2 separate regions of the Homo sapiens genome follow, and region 1 is linked to region 2. A link is an interaction called in ENCODE POLR2A ChIA-PET data of the cell type or tissue named here. Cell type or tissue: Panc1. All regions are shown on one strand. Links, peaks and the distances in the headings refer to the core of each region. The heading gives the core; the rest is flanking DNA.

The links. ChIA-PET counts read pairs that join two places held together with the same protein. Peaks named below come from ENCODE experiments on the same cell type or tissue, not always from the same donor. Only the 100,000 strongest peaks of a DNase experiment are listed, where the experiment ranks them.
Region 1: POLR2A ChIA-PET joins it to region 2 with 12 read pairs; 3 of 35 experiments call an interaction of 5 or more read pairs at or near these places.

The regions. Positions count from the first base shown.
Region 1 is chr2:19,022,743-19,031,890 of GRCh38, forward strand. LINC01376 (long intergenic non-protein coding RNA 1376) reads right to left here and starts at 4,229. Exons shown (of 4, transcript NR_135287.1): 1 at 3,899-4,229. The region is part of intron 5 of LOC105373456 (a long non-coding RNA gene); the gene reads left to right. In Panc1, for the core only: no CTCF peak of the experiment used is centred there; no DNase peak of the experiment used is centred there.
Region 2 is chr2:19,086,614-19,095,761 of GRCh38, forward strand. LOC105373456 (a long non-coding RNA gene) reads left to right here. Exons shown (of 6, transcript XR_007086234.1): 6 at 2,624-2,743. Among named protein-coding and RNA genes, the nearest start is that of LINC01376, 64 kb to the left of the region's middle. In Panc1, for the core only: no CTCF peak of the experiment used is centred there; no DNase peak of the experiment used is centred there.

The sequences.
Region 1 (9,148 bases), core at 144-8,143, 64 kb before region 2:
CTCATGTTGAAAAACAGCTGTAGCTGTCCTGGGCTAGTGTGGTGGCTCCACTCCATGAAGGCTTTCTTGGAGACCCAAAAGAAAGCAGCTCAGGGTGTCACCCTCAGCTTCATGGTCCATGTCGGCAGTTATTATGTCATCTTCAGAACAATCTTACAAACCCTCTGGAAGAGTCCATCTCCCTCCTTTACCGGCTCCTGACTTTTGACCACATGGAAGGTCTCAGTTTACTTTCATTCATGAGATTTGGGGTCATGGCACATATTTGAGTCTGACCTGTGCTGCCTATCAGATGTGCAAATCTGGGCAAATCACTAAACTTCTATGCATCTATATTTTCATCATATGGAAAATTGAAATTATAACGTATAACTCAGAGCAGTATAGTATAAGGATAAAAGACAATATGTAAAGAAAAATTGGTCTGCTGATTAGCATGAAAATGAATATCATTTTACAGTTTTTAAGTTTCTTATTGAGCATTTTTTTTATTTTTAAAGAAAACCAATCCCATATTTAGAGACTGGAGATTTTTTTCCTGGTGAGAACATCCTCAAAAAATGGGCTTTATGTCCCCTACAAGCCCTTCTCCCAAGTGGAAAGAAACCTGATGTGCAGTGGGACAACTTCATTGTTTGTTCCACCTCCAATGAGGCTTTCACTATAGGTTTCATCTATGGGGGATATGGTGGATTTATGGTCAATATGCACTACCCTCTCCTTCCAGTGGAGTGTTTTTTAAACTGCGGATCAAGAGATCCATTAGATGATAATGAAGTCATTTTAGTGTATCATGACCAGTATGTTTGAATGAAAAAATAGAATGAAATAGAATACAATAGTATAGTTAGAAAAAAATTAGGCCATATCACAAATAATCAATGTAAGTTTTTCATCAAACATGTTTCACATATATGTGCATACACATGTATGTGTATTTTAGGTTATGATGTGTTTCTTCAAATGGATCATGAGTTTTGAGATAGAATGATAGGTTGGGAGGAATTACTCTACCTGACATAAAAGCAGACTATATAATCACCGTGTTTAACACAATGTGTTCTTTGCAGAGAGATAGACACATTGATCAATGGAACAGAATAGAGAACTCAAAAGTAGACCCCCACATATAAGCCCAACTGACTTTTAACAAAAGTGGGAAAGCAATTCAATGAAGAAGAAATCAATTGGCCTTTTCAATTCAACTTGGCCTTGTCAAAAAGTGGCCCAAATGGGTAGACCTCTCATTTGCATTCTAAGTAGCAGCAAGAAGACAAGAGATGCCTCCATGTGTGCCAGAGGTCTTTTAAGAAAAAGATCCAGGAGCAGCCACAATCTTTAAGCTGAAGTCTCATTGGCTGGAACTTAGTTTCATGGCCATACCAACTGTAAGGAAACCTGAGAAATTCATCTTCCTTCTGAATAGTCATATGCCTGGCTTAAATGTCTATTATTATATATAAGTAGAATAAGATAGATATTGGGGCACAGTTAACTATCTGTCAGTGTTACACTGTTGTTTAGATTTATCCAGAGATGCTCTGCAAGTGCAGCATTCCATCTCTCCAGAACACACAAACGATCTTTCCACAGCACATATTTTATCCCCTGGTTAAAAACCTCAGATGCCTCCAATGCACATAGAGTAAAGACCAAACTCCTTTGTACGACATTTAGATTTTTGAACTTTTAGCTCAAGCCATATTTCTAGCCATCACCTGCCCACTGCATTCTCCCAAATGCTAAGACTCTCTGATACCTAAACATTCCTGCTCAAGTTCTCCCCTCCCCTGGAATGCATTCCAACTCCTGCCCCACTCCATATATCTGACCGATGACGCCTCATCCATGCAGACCTGTATCAATCATCATCCTCTCTCTCTCTCTTTCTCTCTCTCTCCCCTGCCCTTCCTGACTCCTCAAGCCAGCGGAAGTACCTGTTTCCTTCTCTAGGCCACCTTAATTCAGACGTACACGGACGATGGCAGCACCCCGTTTCTTTGTTGTTGTGATTTTTTTTTGTTTTGCTGCAGACTACAGGCTCCTCCAACACAAGACCTATCATCCCGAATTCTGTTGCCACAGATCTTGGGGTCCCTCCACACCCTTAAAATTCATCATTGAATTATTGAGAGGTTTCTCAGCATCAAAATATTGACAGAAAGAAAACAGTATCTGTTTATGACAGGTGTGCTCTGAGTGGGCAAAGCTGTTATTTCACAGGTTCAGTTGTGAAGAAATGATCTGTGATGAGAACGGTTTGGGAAAGCTAAGGTGAAAGAATGATTTTTGACATCCGGAGATCCCTATTTCGTTGTCATGAGTGAGTCACACTCACAGTAGACCACAGCAAAGCCAATCTCCTCAGACCCCATGGCCCCTTATTAGGAATATCTGCCGGCTTGAAGGAGAAAGATGTCTTTTGATTTTAGCATGCAAAGACACAGTAGCAAGGACAACTTTAACAATATCATTTCTCTAGTTATGTATTTGAAAAATAAATCTTCTCTCTAAGGAAAAATATACATTCTATTCTTGGAAACTCTGCCTTCTTTTTTTGTATGAAATGCCAGGTGACATTCAAGTATGGTCCCACCCTACTCTTTTTTGTTTGTTTGTTTGTTTTGTTTTTGAGACTGAGTCTCACTCACTCTGTCGCCCAGGCTGGAGTGCAGTGGCACAATCTTGGCTCACTGCAAGCTCTGCCTCCTGGGTTCATGCCATTCTTCTGCCTCAGTCTCCTAAGTAGCTGGGACTACAGGTGCCTGCCACCATGCCCAGCTAATTTTTTCTATTTTTAGTAGAGACGGGGTTTCACTGTGTTAGCCAGGTTGGTCTTGATCTCCTGACCTCCTGATCCGCCTGCCTCGGCCTCCCAAAGTTCTGGAATTACAGGTGTGAGCCACCGCTCCCGGCCGGTCCCACCCTACTCTTAATTGGCCTTCCTGAGCTGCAGTTTCTTAAACTGTGAAATCTAGCTTCTCTACTGTGGATGATTTTGCTTACCAGATGTGTATATGTTCCTTTATATTTCCCTGCCTTTCAATTACGTCAGGTTATATGATATTTTAACCAATGAACTGTGAACAGAAGTGTCAAGATAGGTATCATTCAGAGCGTCCCCGTCTTTCTCTTCCCATAAAGAACATGTGTTTGAGACAGTATAGTTACAAGGTGAAGGAGGATTTTACATATGCAGGAAATACATCTTTACTTTGTTAAGCCCCTGAGATTGGGGAATTTGTCTGTTGCAGCGTCTAGGATTAATAATCATACTAACATACTGAGAGTGTGAAGTTCTTAGTAGGATTAAACAGGTTATTTCCATACAAGCATGAGCACAGTGTCTGAGAGAAACAGGCATCAGTCACTGTGAAGTAAGATTGTCATTAAGATGGATAAATAATTTTACAAAATTGAATAGTTATATTGAAAGAAAAAATGTCTGGAGAACAGAAAATCTTGGTTCTAGAGTTGTACAATTTTAGACTTGGACTTAGAAGCTATTTAATCTAGTATTTTCCAAACGATCTGGTTATAAACAACAGGTTCTTAAGCAGAAAATACAGATTTCTGGGCCCATCTCCACTTACAATGAATCACAATCTCTAGGGAAGAAGTGTTGATTTGAATTGTTTTGTTGGTTTCCAAATGGAAGGAAAGTGAGGCCGGGGAAGTTGATGACTTTTCTAGGGCCACAGAACTGATTATTGACATGTTGGAACTAGAACCCAGCTTCCACAGAGCTGCATGCTTTCCTTCTGGGATCACATAATAATGTCCTAATAGAGTGAGACCAGGACTGACCCTTTGTCCCTCTATCTCTGATAAATCATGTCAAGACCTGCAAATGATTTTACCCCTTAACAATGAAAAGAAGATGTAATTTTAAAATTACCTTGGATGTACAGTGAAAGCAGCATTCCCATAATCAATCATCCAAAATCACGGGGTTATTTGGAGCTATTTGAAGGAAAGTAAATTGAAAACATGTTGTTAAACAATGCACTAAAGAGTTATCAAATCATAAACATCTAGATTACTTTAACATGTTGATTATTCCACATTTAGGGTCTCCTTACAAAGCAACTCTGGCCATGAAGAGACCTGGAAAATTCAATGAATCCCTTTCTAAGTTGTTAACTGTACTGAGTTGAATCATTTGGCTATGTGGGAACATATGTTAAAGTAAAAAAAAAAAAAAAAGCTATATATTACATATATATTCTTTTTGGAGCTATTATTCACACTTTTCACTAAGCAGAAGACACAGAGGCCTGCTATTAGGACATGTCTCTGAGGATACAGAAATAGTTTGGGGAGTACAGTGGTATAATATTGAACACATTAAAACCTATCTGGAGCTTTGGAAATCAAATATGCAGACATTCCATAATGACTCTTGGGTTTTAGCATAATTCCTGAACCTGAAAATTCATAACTAAATAATGGCAGGACATTTATGACATAAAATGCCTTAAACCATTTGTTTATTATTATATGTGGATTTTGAGTTTTATGTTTAAGAAAATTGAAAGCCTACCCTTTCTTTTTTTTCCCACTTTGGAAGAGTGATATACCAATTACCTTTGAGAGACTTTGTTTTTCTTCCTGGAAGAGAGCTAAACCAGGACTGAAGTTTATGTCAAGGAATCCATTTGGTTATCAAATCTGTGATCATGCGCTCTTATTAAACTAAACCAAATTAAGTTAATATTTGTTGAAAAATAAATGATGTAATTCGTGAAGAACTCTGTTTTACTCCCAGGATGGTGGCCTGTTTCTTCAAAGTAGCCTGTGAGAAAACAAAGTCTGAAATAGTTCTTTAAACTGAAAAGAGGAAATTGTTTTGAGTGTGACAGGTGTCTAGAGGGATCACTACCCTTGAGTGATCTTTGATCTCGGGGTTATCGTTATAAGACTAAATTATATATGCAATTTTCCTGAGACCAAATTCAATGACTGAACTCTAAAATTAATCTGGATATTATTTCTTCTTGGAGTTCTAAAACAAGGCCAGGGAAGATTAGAAGCCACTCATCTGACTGAGACGCATCCTCTGACTTTTCTTGGAATGGATTCCTTATGTGGACAAAATGTGATTTGAATTGCATCTGGTTACTGTTTTTAGAAAATGTTGTTGAAATTCAAACTGAGCCTGTGTACCGTGAGCTGATTTATCAGTGCCTGCCCATGTGAGAACCAGAAAGGAACTAGGAGGTGTAACTGTGGGGAGGTCGCTCTGGGGTCTTTCATCCAGGTTACCTATTAAAGGGGCAGGTCTCCAGGCCAGAAGGAGCAAATGCAGTACACTCCTAGAGGGAAAAGCCTTCTCTTGAGGCTCTGAGAACTGCTAGAGAAGAAACAACAGCAGCATGGTGGAACGAAGACAGAATTTGAAATCAAACACAGCTAAATCTTAAGCCTAACTCCACCATGTATGAGATACATGACTTTTAAAATTAAGTTTTGTAACCTCTCTGAGCCTCAGTTTTCCTACTGGCAAAATAGGAGTAATATTGCCTGCTTTGTTGCGATGTGAGAATTAACAGGGGATTTTATGCATAGTATCTGACATCTGGTAGGTCCTCAAAAATTAAAAAAAAAAATAGTACATCTGCAATCACCTTATCAGCAAATAACATATATTGAATATTTATTATGGGTCAAGCACTATACTCCTTTACCTCCTGTTGATATCTACCTGGACACCTAGCATTAGTGGATACTCAAAAATAAGTCATAAACTGACAAAATGATGGATGAGTCTCCTTTTCCTATTGACTTTCTTTGGCTATGAAAGCACAAATAGGCAAGACCAGAGGGGAAACGTCCACGTGTTCTGTTGTGGATCCCTCAGTGCACGCAAAGCTGTGGGTTTCCAGAGGAACGGTCCCCTCATCACTTCAGTTTCCTGCTCTTGGGTGGATTGCAATGCCCCGCTACTGGGGTAGTAGCCTTCATTTTGTGTACTGTGGTCTTGCTTCTTCTGAATCCAGAGGGTAAAAACTCAAACACCATCTAAAAATGTCAAGTTCTATTTTGCTTCAAGAGCTCCTGAGGGCTGGGCAGAGGTTTTGCAGTTTCACCACAGGCATTTACAAGGGCCGCACACTTTGGCAGAACTAAGTCTCCAGATAGCCTAACCTCTCCAGACCTAGAATGCAGCTGAATTTTAGGGGTCGTGAAAGGGGGGAGTTTCTGGGGGGTCCTGGAAAAGACTAAGTCAACCTTGGTTCATCATCATGCTATGCTCAACGCCCGCCCCCCGCCCCCGCCCCTCCACAGTCAGGGCTTGCTTGGTTTCTGGTTTCAAAATGAAATTTTCACATGGCCCAAATCCCAACCCACCCTAATTTAAAGAAACAGGCACTTGGCATGTGATACAGATAGATCAGCAGTTGCTCATATACAGCTGTGCACATCTGGCACACAGGTATGTGATTTTGCATGAAGATAAATTGTGTGGGGACCAAACGCACAGTTGTTAAACTAAAAATGAATCGCTTCTTGGAAGCAATCTTCCTGCACAGCAGGGCCTCTGTGTGAGCTTGATCCTTTTCATTAGGCCTTTCTCAGAAAGCGCAGTCTTCTCCAGAAGGCCTAGGATGGAGGAGGGGGCATGCCCACACCTGCAGTCGGCTCTTTGCTGCTCCCCTCAAACAACACTTGCACATAACCTCTGACTGCCATGATTGGACAGCCTTCCCAAGGGAGGTACTCAGAGCCCAGGAGAAAGGAAGAGGCCAGGTTCTTCGTTGTACTGCCTCACTTTCCATAAATAATGCTGCATTCAGGATCCTATGCTTCAGGGAGAGTTCTTTTGTATACCATTGCTGAAGGATCCAGGTGTATTACCAAACTTGGTGGACCAAGAAGTCTTCCTCCCTTGGGGGCCTCCTGGAGTCAGTGGTGTCTATCCCTGTGTGCACATCTTGCCTGTAATTCACGTACTTGTAACTCATGGGAGCACCGCATGCTCAAATGCTGTTCAGATTAGCTGGCTCCACTTGAAGATGCTTTGCTGGCACTTTGGAGGAAACAGAAAGAATGAATTCTGCTCTAGGCAATCTCTTGGATTCCATGAAGCACCATGCTGAATCAATGGGATCAATGACTAAGGCTGATACAGAATGTTCCATTCCAGGCTTAGTTTCACAATTTCAATAATAGGAAGTTGCTAGGTGTTACTAGGGGTTGGCACAAATGAATCAGTGACTTTGAAGGAGATTTTTCCCATCTGTCTTTTCGTGTGGTAATAATGTAAGCAAGGGTCTAGCAAATTTGCTTTTATTCTTATTTATCTCCCTATCCCGCTCTGCCCTTAATTCTTTCCTCCTTATCTATTTATTGATTTCTCAAAACAAACAATAAATCCAATAGGCGAAAGGAAAATTGCAATGGCTTCAGAGGGAAATATAAACTACACCTTATCCCACTTGAGTTAGAGTAATAGATTAACTATATTATGTATTCTGCAGTATTGCATATGCTGTGTCTTTTGTCTGTTTATTTTTTACCCTTTCCTAGATTGGTGAACCCTAGATTATTCCTTATAGCTCAACTCAGTTCTCACCTCTTTTATGGCTCCTTCTCACATGGGAGATGATTTTATTCTCTATGCTACTATTATACTGCATGCATACCTGTCTGCTAGCAGCACGCCATTTTGTGATTGCCTGTTGCCATGTCTGCTTTCCCACCATAACGTGGGCCTCTCCACAGCAGGGATTATCTATTTCTTTCTATTTCCAACACTAAGCCCTATTTTAATAAATATATATCTGGCAAATGAATACCAATGCTGTTCTTTCTTTTCCTGAATAACTTTCTTAGAACACCAGGTATTCCTTCTTTGTGAACTCCATGATAACCCAGGATGAGAATATAAAGGTCCTCCATAAAGTTGGTCGGGACCTGACCCAGACAGCAAACAAAAAACAGCCCTATTCCGAGGTAGCCTGCAACTGCCAGAATTACCTAGGATCTGCCTCAGGGGGTCCTGGCAAGGGATAAAATAAGAAGAAACACGTGAATAAAAACAGGACTGATTATCTTTGTTCTTAAAGAAAAGAAAATGCAAGTATTTTCAGGCCTCAATGCTGAGATCAGGGTGAGAGTACAGAGGTGCATGTCATTGTGGGAGCTACCAGAGGTGTTTGAAACCAGCCACTGCAAAAGTTCTCTGGTGGGACTCTCTGTCCAGGAATCATCAATAGCAAAGTCTCCCAAGGATCTGTCTCTATCAGCACTCTTCATTTGCCCATTTGTCCAACCTTGCCTTGCATTGGTAGTTTATAATTCTCTTGAATCCCAGAATGAGCAAAAGCTTTGAGTGGGGAGGTTTGTCTTTTGTAGAACCCAACATAAATTCCACACTCATGTGGGAACAGAAAGCTGAGCAGAACCGATAAGCATATATAAATCTGCTGGTATATATAATACATACATATAATATATATCACTATATATCATATGTGTGATATATATGATAAATCATACACACACATACACACATACAATTTGCCAGCTGTTTTTCCATCTAGTTTTTATTATATGAATAAGACTCAAAAATACTTACCAAAATTAATGACTGATAAAATAGTCAATCTCCCTCTTCGTGGTAGAAGAATGTTATCTTAGGGCACAATAGTATAATAAAATTGCATTACTGGGATAGCTCAGAGAAGAGGGTTTCTAAGATGGGCTTCTCACAGTTTCTTGCCTTGACTCTGAAAATGCTGGTGCTGCTATACCTTGCTCCCTTGTCCCTGTTCTTCACATCTGAGCTCCTGTTCTCTCCCACCCAGCCTCTATGGCAGGATTCCCCGAAGCAGCCTGCTTCTCTCCCCTCATGATCTGCATGGCGGCCAGGTACCAGCGCATCAGAGGGACTGTCCTGTTCCTTACAATGTGTGAGAAAGACACAGACACCTGGAGGGAAGGGAAGAAAGAATCACACCACAGCTCTGTGATGGCTTCTGTGGAAAAGTACATGTGGGAAATATAATCCTCTGTAGAGGTGACCAGAATGTTTAGTCATATAGAATTTTTTAATTGCTATGTCACCCAACCAAAAAACAGACTGCATTTTCAACTGAGGGAATAAAAAGCCTAGTTGCTCATGTGCAGGCAAATGATAACTTCC
Region 2 (9,148 bases), core at 647-8,646:
GTGGGAGATAATAGAAGTTTGACCAGAGTGATTATTTAAAACAAAATCTAGGCTTCTGGTTCAAATAAAGAAAAAGAATTTACATTTATCTCTGCTCCATTTTGAAAATACATCTAAATGCAGTAAGAACTACAAAACAAAAAGAAGTACATAAATAACTGGGAAAAGTTATCAGCCAACCAAAGATACTGTTCTTTTACATTTTCTGTTTCTTTCTTTGTACGGCAAAATAACACAAACCCATTATAGCTGGTAGAAGAAAGCAAGATACAGCAAAAAAAGGAGATAACTTCCCTCTCTTCCCATTTCACTTTTCTTACAGATTTAAGGCAACAAATATCAATACTCTGTTAGGGTCAGTGCTCACCCTTCCCCATGGCTGAGAAAGAACATAGCTAGACCACACATTCACAGATGAAAGCATTTGGTGTAGTCATTATGCTGTGTTTTATTTTTACAAAAATAATGAAAATACTAGATAACTTGCTTCTTTCATTAAGCATTACAGGCATCCATTTAGGATGACAGGGTCTGAATCATTTTTTTGGATAGCTGCATAATGTTCTATGTGATGGATATTACATGATTCTTGAAAGCACAACTACTGATGAGTGTTCATATTTCCAATATGTTGCTATTAAAAATAATGCTTCCAGGCCGGGCGCGGTGTCTCACGCCTGTAATCCCAGCACTTTGTAAGGCCGAGGCGGGAGGATCACAAGGTCAGGAGATCGAGACCATCCTGGCTAACACAGTGAAACCCCATCTCTACTAAAAATACAAAAAATTAGCCGGGTGTGGTGGCGGGCACCTGTAGTCCCAGCTACTCGGGAGGCTGAGGCAGGAGAATGGCATGAACCCGGGAGGCGGAGTTTGCCGTGAGCCGAAATTGCACCACTGCACTCCAGCCTGGATGACAGAGTGAGACTCAGTCTCAAAAATAATAATAATAATAATAATAATGCTTCCATTAACGTCCTTAAATATGATGCTCCTATTTTCATAGAAGATAGTCTCAAAGTGGGATTGCTGAATGAAAAGCATGTGATATTTTTTCTAATAATTGTTTATTCATCACTCTACAAGATGTTATAGGAATTCACTTGCTGAGCAGGTGAAGTGGAAGTGCCACTTTCTTTTCTAAATGTTATAACCTAAAAGGTAGTATTTGAAGGTGGTGAAGGAGTATGTCATACAACAGGGAACCTAAGATCTGCATGGATGTGCCCTTTTCAAATATACAAAACAGGCAGGTGACCTGCTGATTCAGTAGAAGGCAATAAACAATGCATTCAATTAGAACGACATACATTTAATCACAATTGTCTAATGGTGTTTGAGGTTTCTTATCTAATCAGTAATGAGTCTACCCAGCAATTAATGTTTCTGGAATCGTGGCTGCCCTTACCAGCACAGTGCTGATTTTAAACTAATCTTTCTATTTTATATAGTCTATTTCTGGAGTTAATAAAGGTGCTCTAATGAGTTGTATTTTTCAAAAAGTTATAACTACTGGGTATGATCACTTTAATTTTTAGAGTCTAATGGTGAAAAATATTATCTTATTGCTGCTTTAATTTGCCTTTCCCTCAATACTAGTGAGGGTTGGCATCATTCAATATGTGTATAGTCTGCTTGGATTAATCTTCTTTGACTTTCCTATTCACATCTGTCCATTTTTCTTTTGAGTTGTGTTTTTCTCTGATGGGCTTGAATACACTCTCAAGATTTTAGCAATATTAACTCTTTTCCTGTCTGAGAAGTCAGAAAAACTTCTACTTATGTATTATCTGTCTATTTTTTAAGCATACACATCTGTCAATAACATTTAGTTTACATATATATTGATATATTTGTGTGTATAGTTAATGCATATTGTTATATAACATAGTTAGTATATATATCCATCATTATACATATTTAACCTACTATGATCAGAAATATCTACTATTGTTTTTACCCGAGTTTCTTTCTTTCCTTCCGTAATGAGATATTTCCCCTAGCTTTTTCTAATGCATTTTTCCTTCTTCTTTTCCTATATATTTAATCAACATGGACTATGGATATATATAATATCATATATATAAAATATCATATATAATATATATAAAATATCATATATATATGAGGTAAAGGACCTCAATTTGCTTTAATCTTGCCTGTATATCTGAATCATTTTTTAAATAAACACTCTTTATCCACTGAAACAAAATACCATATTACCTTCTCATTTTTACTTGAATCTATTTCAAAACCTTTAATTCTGTTCCACTGAATAAATGGGTCAAGAACACACTATTTTGTTTATAGGAAGTTTTTAAATTAAGTTTTACTCTCCAGGAATTTTCTTATCATAATTTTCTTAGCTATTTTTACACATTGATTATTTCATAATGACTTTAAAAATATGTATCTAGTTTTAAAAGTTCATTAAGATTTTAGTTATTTTGTATTAAGCATCAATTTTGTAAATACTGGTATTTGATACTATTATTTCTTATCATTTTCTTCATAGATCTTCCTATTCTTGTTAAAATGAATCATAGATAATTAAACATTTTATTACTCTTATGAATATAGTTTTCCTTTATTTCTAATGGGATGTTTCTATTATATTGAAAAGTTAATTTTGGAATAGAAGTTTCCAGGTCGCTTCCAAGATGGCCAAATAGGAACAGCTCCAGTCTGCAGCTCCCAGTGAGATCGACACAGAAGACGAGAGATTTCTGCATTTCCAAATGAGGTACCTGGTTCATCTCACTGGGACTGGTGGGACAGTGGGTGCAGCCCATGGAGGGTGAGCCAAAGCAGGGTGGGGCATCACCTCATGCAGGAAGTGCAAGGGGTTGGGGGATTTCCCTTTCCTAGCCAAGGGAAGCTGTGACAGACTGTACCTGGAGGAACAGTACACTTCTGCCCAAATACTGCACTTTTCCCATTGTCTTTGCAACCAGCAGACAAGGAGATTCCCTCCCATGCCTGGCTCAGCAGGTCCCACGCCCACGGAGCCTTGCTCACTGCTAGCACAGCAGTCTGAGATCCACCAGCAAGGCTGCAGCCTGGCGGGGGTGGGGCATCTGCCATTGTTGAGGCTTGAGTAGGTAAACAAAGCTGCAGGGAAGCTCGAACTGGGTGGAGCCCACCGCAGCTCAGCAAGGCCTACTGCCTCTCTAGATTCCACCTCTCTGGGCAGGGCATAGCTGAACAAAAGGCAGCAGACAACTTCTGCACACTTAAACATACCTGTCTGATAGCTCTGAAGAGAGCAGTGGTTCTCCCAGCACAGCGTTTGAGCTCTGAGAACAGACAGACTGCCTCCTCAAGTGGGTCCCTGACCCCCATGTAGCATGACTGGGAGACACCTCCCAGTAGAGGCTGACAGACACCTCATACAGGTGGGTGCCCCTCTGGGATGAAATTTCCAGAGGTAAAATCAGGCAACAATATTTGTGGTTCTGAAATATTTGCTGTTCTGCAGCCTCTGCTGGTGATACCCAGGCAAACAGGGTCTGGTGTGGACCTCCAGAAAATTCCAACAGACCTGCAGCTGAGGGGCCTGTTAGAAGGAAAACTAACAAACAGAAAGGAATAGCATCAACATCAACAAAAAGGACATCCACACCAAACCCCATCTGTAAGTCACCAACATCAAAGACCAAAGGTAGATAAAAACCACAAAGATGGGGAGAAATCAGAGCAGAAAAGCTGAAAATTCTAAACACCATAGCACCTCTTCTCCTCCAAAGGAATGCAGCTCCTCTCCAGCAACAGAACAAAACTGGAGGGAGAATGAGTTTGACGAGTTGACAGAAGTAGGTTTCAGAAGATCAGTAAAAACAAACTTCTTCAAGCTAAAGGAGCTTGTTCTAACCCATCACAAGGAAGCTAAAAACCTTGAAAAAAGGTTAGACGAATGGCTAAGTAGAATAAACAGTGTAGAGAAGACCTTAAATGACTTGATGGAGCTGAAAATCATAGCACGAGAATTTCATGATGCAGGCACAAGCTTCAATAGCTGATTCGATCAAGAGGAAGAAAGGGTATCTGTGATTGAAGATCAAATGAAATAAAGTGAGAAGACAAGATTAGAGAAGAAAGAGTGAAAAAAAACAAAGCCTCCAAGAAATATGGGACTATGTGAAAAGACCAAATCTACATTTAATTGGGGTACCTGGAAGTGACGGGGAAAATGGAACCAAGTTAGAAAATACTCTTCAGGATATTATCCAGGAGAACTTCCACAACCTAGCAAGGCAGGCCAACATTCAAATTCAGGAAATACAGAGAACACCACAAAGATTCTTGAGAAGAGCAACCCCAAGACACATAATTGTCAGATTCACCAAAGTTGAAATGAAGGAAAAAATGTTAAGGGCAGATAGGGAGAAAGTTTGGCTTACCCACAAAGGGAAGCCCATCAGACTAACAGTGGATCTCTCAGCAGAAACCCTACAAGCCAGAAGAGAGAGGGGGCCACAATTCAACACTCTTAAGGAAAAGAATTTTCAAACCATAATTTCATATCCAGCCAAACTAAGCTTCATAAGTGAAGGAAAAATAAAATCCTTTACTGACAAGGAAATGCTGAGAGATTTTGTCACCACCAGGCCTGCCTTACAAGAGCTCCTGAACGAAGCACTAAACATGGAAAGGAACAACCGGTGCCAGCCACTTCCAAAACATGCCAAATTATAAAGACCATTGATGCTATAAAGAAACTGCATCAATCAATGGGCAAAATAATCAGCTAACATCATAATGACAGGATCAAATTCACACATGACAATATTAACCTTAAATGTAAATGGGCTAAATGCCCAAATTAAAAGACCCAGACTGGCAAATTGGATAAAGAGTCAAGACCCATCAGAGTGCTGTAATCCGGAGACCCATCTCACGTGCAGAGACACACATAGGCTCAAAATAAAGGGATGGAGGAAGATCTACCAAGCAAAAGGAAAGCAAAAAAAAAAAAAAAAAAAAGCAGGCGTTGCAATCCTAGTCGCTGATAAAACAGAATTTAAACCAACAAAGATCAAAAGAGACAAGGAAGGTCATTAAATAATGGCAAAAAATCAATTCAATAAAAAGAGCTAACTATCCTAAACATATATACACCCAATACAGGAGTACCCTGATTCAAAAAGCAAGTGCTTAGAGACCTACAAAGAGACTTAGACTCCCACACAATAATAATGGGAGACTCTAACACCCACTGTCAATATTAGACAGATCAACAAGACAGAAGGTTAACAAGGATATCCAGGACTTGAACTCAGCTCTGCACCAAGCTGACCTAATAGACATCTACAGAACTCTCCACCCCAAATCAACAGAATATACATTCTTTTCAGCACCTCATCACACTTATCCTAAAATTGACCACATAATTGGAAGAAAAGCACTCCTCAGCAAATGTAAAAGAACAGACATCACAACAAACTGTCTCTCAGACCACAGTGCAATCAAATTAGAACTCAGGATTAAGAAACTCACTCAAAACCACACAACTACATGGAAACTGAACAACCTGCTCCTGAATGACTACTGGACAAATAACGAAATGAAGGCAAAAATAAAGATGTTCTTTGAAACCAATGAGAACAAAGACACAACATACCAAAATCTCTGAGACACATTTAAAGCAGTGTGTAGAGGAAAATTTATAGCACTAAATGCCCACAAGAGAAAGCAGGAAAGATATAAAATCGACACCCTAACATCACAATTAGAAGAACTAGAGAAGCAAGAGCAAACAAATTCAAAAGCTGGCAGAAGGCAAGAAATAACTAAGATTAGAGCAGAATTGAAGGAGATAGAGACACAAAAAACCCTTCAAAAAAAATCAGTGATTCCAGGAGCTGGTTTTTTGAAAAGATCAACAAAATAGATAGACTGCTAGCAAGACTAATAAATAAGAAAAGAGAGAAGAATCAAACAGACAGCAATAAAAAATGATAAAGAGGATATCACTACCGATCCCACAGAAATACAAACTACCATCAGAGAATATGATAAACACCTCTATACAAATAAACTAGACAATCTAGAAGAAATGGACAAATTCCTGGACATATACACCCTCCCAAGACTAAACCAGGAAGAAGTTGAATCTCTGAATAGACCAATAACAGGTTATGAAATTGAGGCAATAATTAATAGCCTACCAACAAAACAAGTCCAGGACCAGACGGATTCACAGCCGAATTCTACCAGAGGTACAAAGAGAAGCTAGTACCATTCCATCTGAAACTATTCCAATCAACAGAAAAAGAGGGAATCCTCCCTAACTCATTTTAAGAGGCCAGCATTATCCTGATACCAAAGCCTGGCAGAGACACAACAAAAAAAAAGAGATTGATGAACATCAATGCGAAAATCCACAATAAAATACTGGCAAACCAAATCCAGCAGCACATCAAAAAGCTTATCCACCACGATCAAGTCGGCTTCATCCCTGAGATGCAAGGCTGGTTCAACATACGCAAATCAATAAATGTAATCCATCCCATAAACAGAACCAACCACCAACGACAAAAACCACACGATTATCTCAATAGATGCAGAAAAGGTATTGATAGAATGTATCTCAAAATAATAAGAGCTATTTATGACAAACCCACAGCCAATATCATACTGAATGGGCAAAAACTGGAAGCATTCCCTTTGAAAACCTGCACAAGAGAAGGATGACCTCTCTCACCACTCCTATTCAACATAGTGTTGGAAGTTCTGGCCAGGGTAATCAGGCAAAAGAAAGAAATAAAGGGTATTCAATTAGGAAAAGAGGAAGTCACATTGTCTCTGTTTGCAGACGACATGATTGTATATTTAGAAAACCCCATTGTCTCAGCCCCAAATCTCCTTAAGCTTATAAGCAGCTTCAGCAAAGTCTCGATACAAAATCAATGTGCAAAAATCACAAGCATTCCTATACACCAATAACAGACAAACAGAGAGCCAAATCATGAGTGAAACTCCCATTCACAATTGCTACAAAGAGAATAAAATACCTAGAAATCCAACTTACAAGGGAAATGAAGGACCTCTTCAAGGAGAACTGCAAACTGCTGCTCAATGAAATAAAAGAGGACACAAACAAATGGAAGAACATTCCATGCTCATAGATAGGAAGAATCAATATCATGAAAATGGCCATACTGCCCAAGGTAATTTATAGATTCAATGCTATCCCCATCAAGCTACCAATGACTTTCTTCACAGAACTGGAAAAACTACATTAAACTCCATATGGAACCAAAAAATAGCCCACATAGCCATGACAATCCTAAGCCAAAAGAACAAAGCTGGAGGCATCATGTTACCTGACTTCAAACTTTTTTTTTGTCAATTTTTACCACTTGTTACTAAATAAAATGTTTGTCAAACTTTGTTACTACAAGGCTACAGTAACCAAGACAGCATGGTACTGGTACCAAAACAGATATATAGACCCATGGAAGAGAACAGAGGCCTCAGAAATAACACCACACATCTACAACCATCAGATCTTTGACAAACCTGACAAAAATAAGCAATAGGGAAAGGATCCCCTATTTAATAAATGGTGCTGGGAAAACCGGCCAGCCATATGTAGAAAGCTGAAACTGGATCCCTTCCTTATACCCTATACAACAATTAACTCAAGACCCAAAACCATAAAAACCCTAGAAGAAAACCGAGGCAATACCATTCAGGACATAGGCATGGGTGAAGACTTCATGACTAAAACACAAAAAGCAATGGCAACAAAAGCCAAAATTGACAAATGAGATCTAATTAAACTGAAGAGCTTCTGCACAGCAAAAGAAACTACCATCAGAGTGAATGGGCAACCTACAGAATGGGAGAAAATTTTTGCAATCTACCCATCTGACAAAGGGCTAATATACAGAATATACAAAGAACTTAAACAAATTTACAAGAAAAAACAACTCCATCAAAAAGTGGGCAAAGGATATGAACAGACACTTCTCAAAAGAAGACATTTATGCAGCCAACAGACACATGAAAAAATGCTCATCATCACTCGTACATCAGAGAATTACAAATCAAAACCACAATGAGATACCATCTTATGCCAGTTAAAATGGCAATTATTAAAAAGTCAGGAAACAACAGATGCTGGAGAGGGTGTGGAGAAATAGGAACACCTTTACAGTGTTTATGGGAGTGTAAATTACTTCAACCATTGTAGAAGACAGTATGGCGACTCCTCAAGGATCTAGAACTAGAAATACCATTTGACCCAGTGATCCCATTACTCGGTATATGCCCAAAGGATTATGAATCATGCTACTATAAAGACACATGCACACGTATGTTTATTGCAGCACTACTCACAATAGCAAAGACTTGGAACCAACCCAAATGTCCATCAATGATAGACTGGATTAAGAAAATGTGGCACATATACCCCCCATGGAATACTATGCAGCCATAAAAAAGGATGAGTTTATGTCCTTTGCAGGGACATGGATGAAGCTGGAAACCATAATTCTCAGCAAACTATCACAAGAACAGAAAACCAAACACTGCGTGTTCTCACTCATAGGTGGGAGTTGAACAATGAGAACACATGGACACAGGAAGGGGAACATCACACACCAGGGCCTGTTGGGGGGTGGGGTGCTGGGGGAAGGATAGCATTAGGACAAATATCTAATGTAAATGACGAGTTGATGGGTGCAGCAAACTAACATGGCACATGCATACCTATGTAACAAACCTGCATGTTGTGCACATGTACCCTAGAACTTAAAGTTTTAAAAAAAAGTTAATTTTGTATATGTATACATTAATTAGGCATGTATGTGGTATAGAGTTGTTAAAAAAATTCAAATATAATTTACACAACATAACATTTGTTTTCATACGTTTTAAGATGTCCAAATAAGCTGGGCACGGTGGCTCACGCCTGTAATCCTAGCACTTTGGAGTCCGAAGTGTGCGGATCACTTGAGTTCAGGAGTTTGAGACCAGCCTGGCCAACATGGTGAAACCTCATCTCTACTAAACATACAAAATTAGCTGGACGTGGTGGCATGCCCCTGTAATTCCAGCTACTCCGAAGGCTGAGGCAGGAGAATGGCTTGAATCCAGGAGGCGGAGGTTGCAGTGAGCCGAGATTGCACCACTGCACACTCCA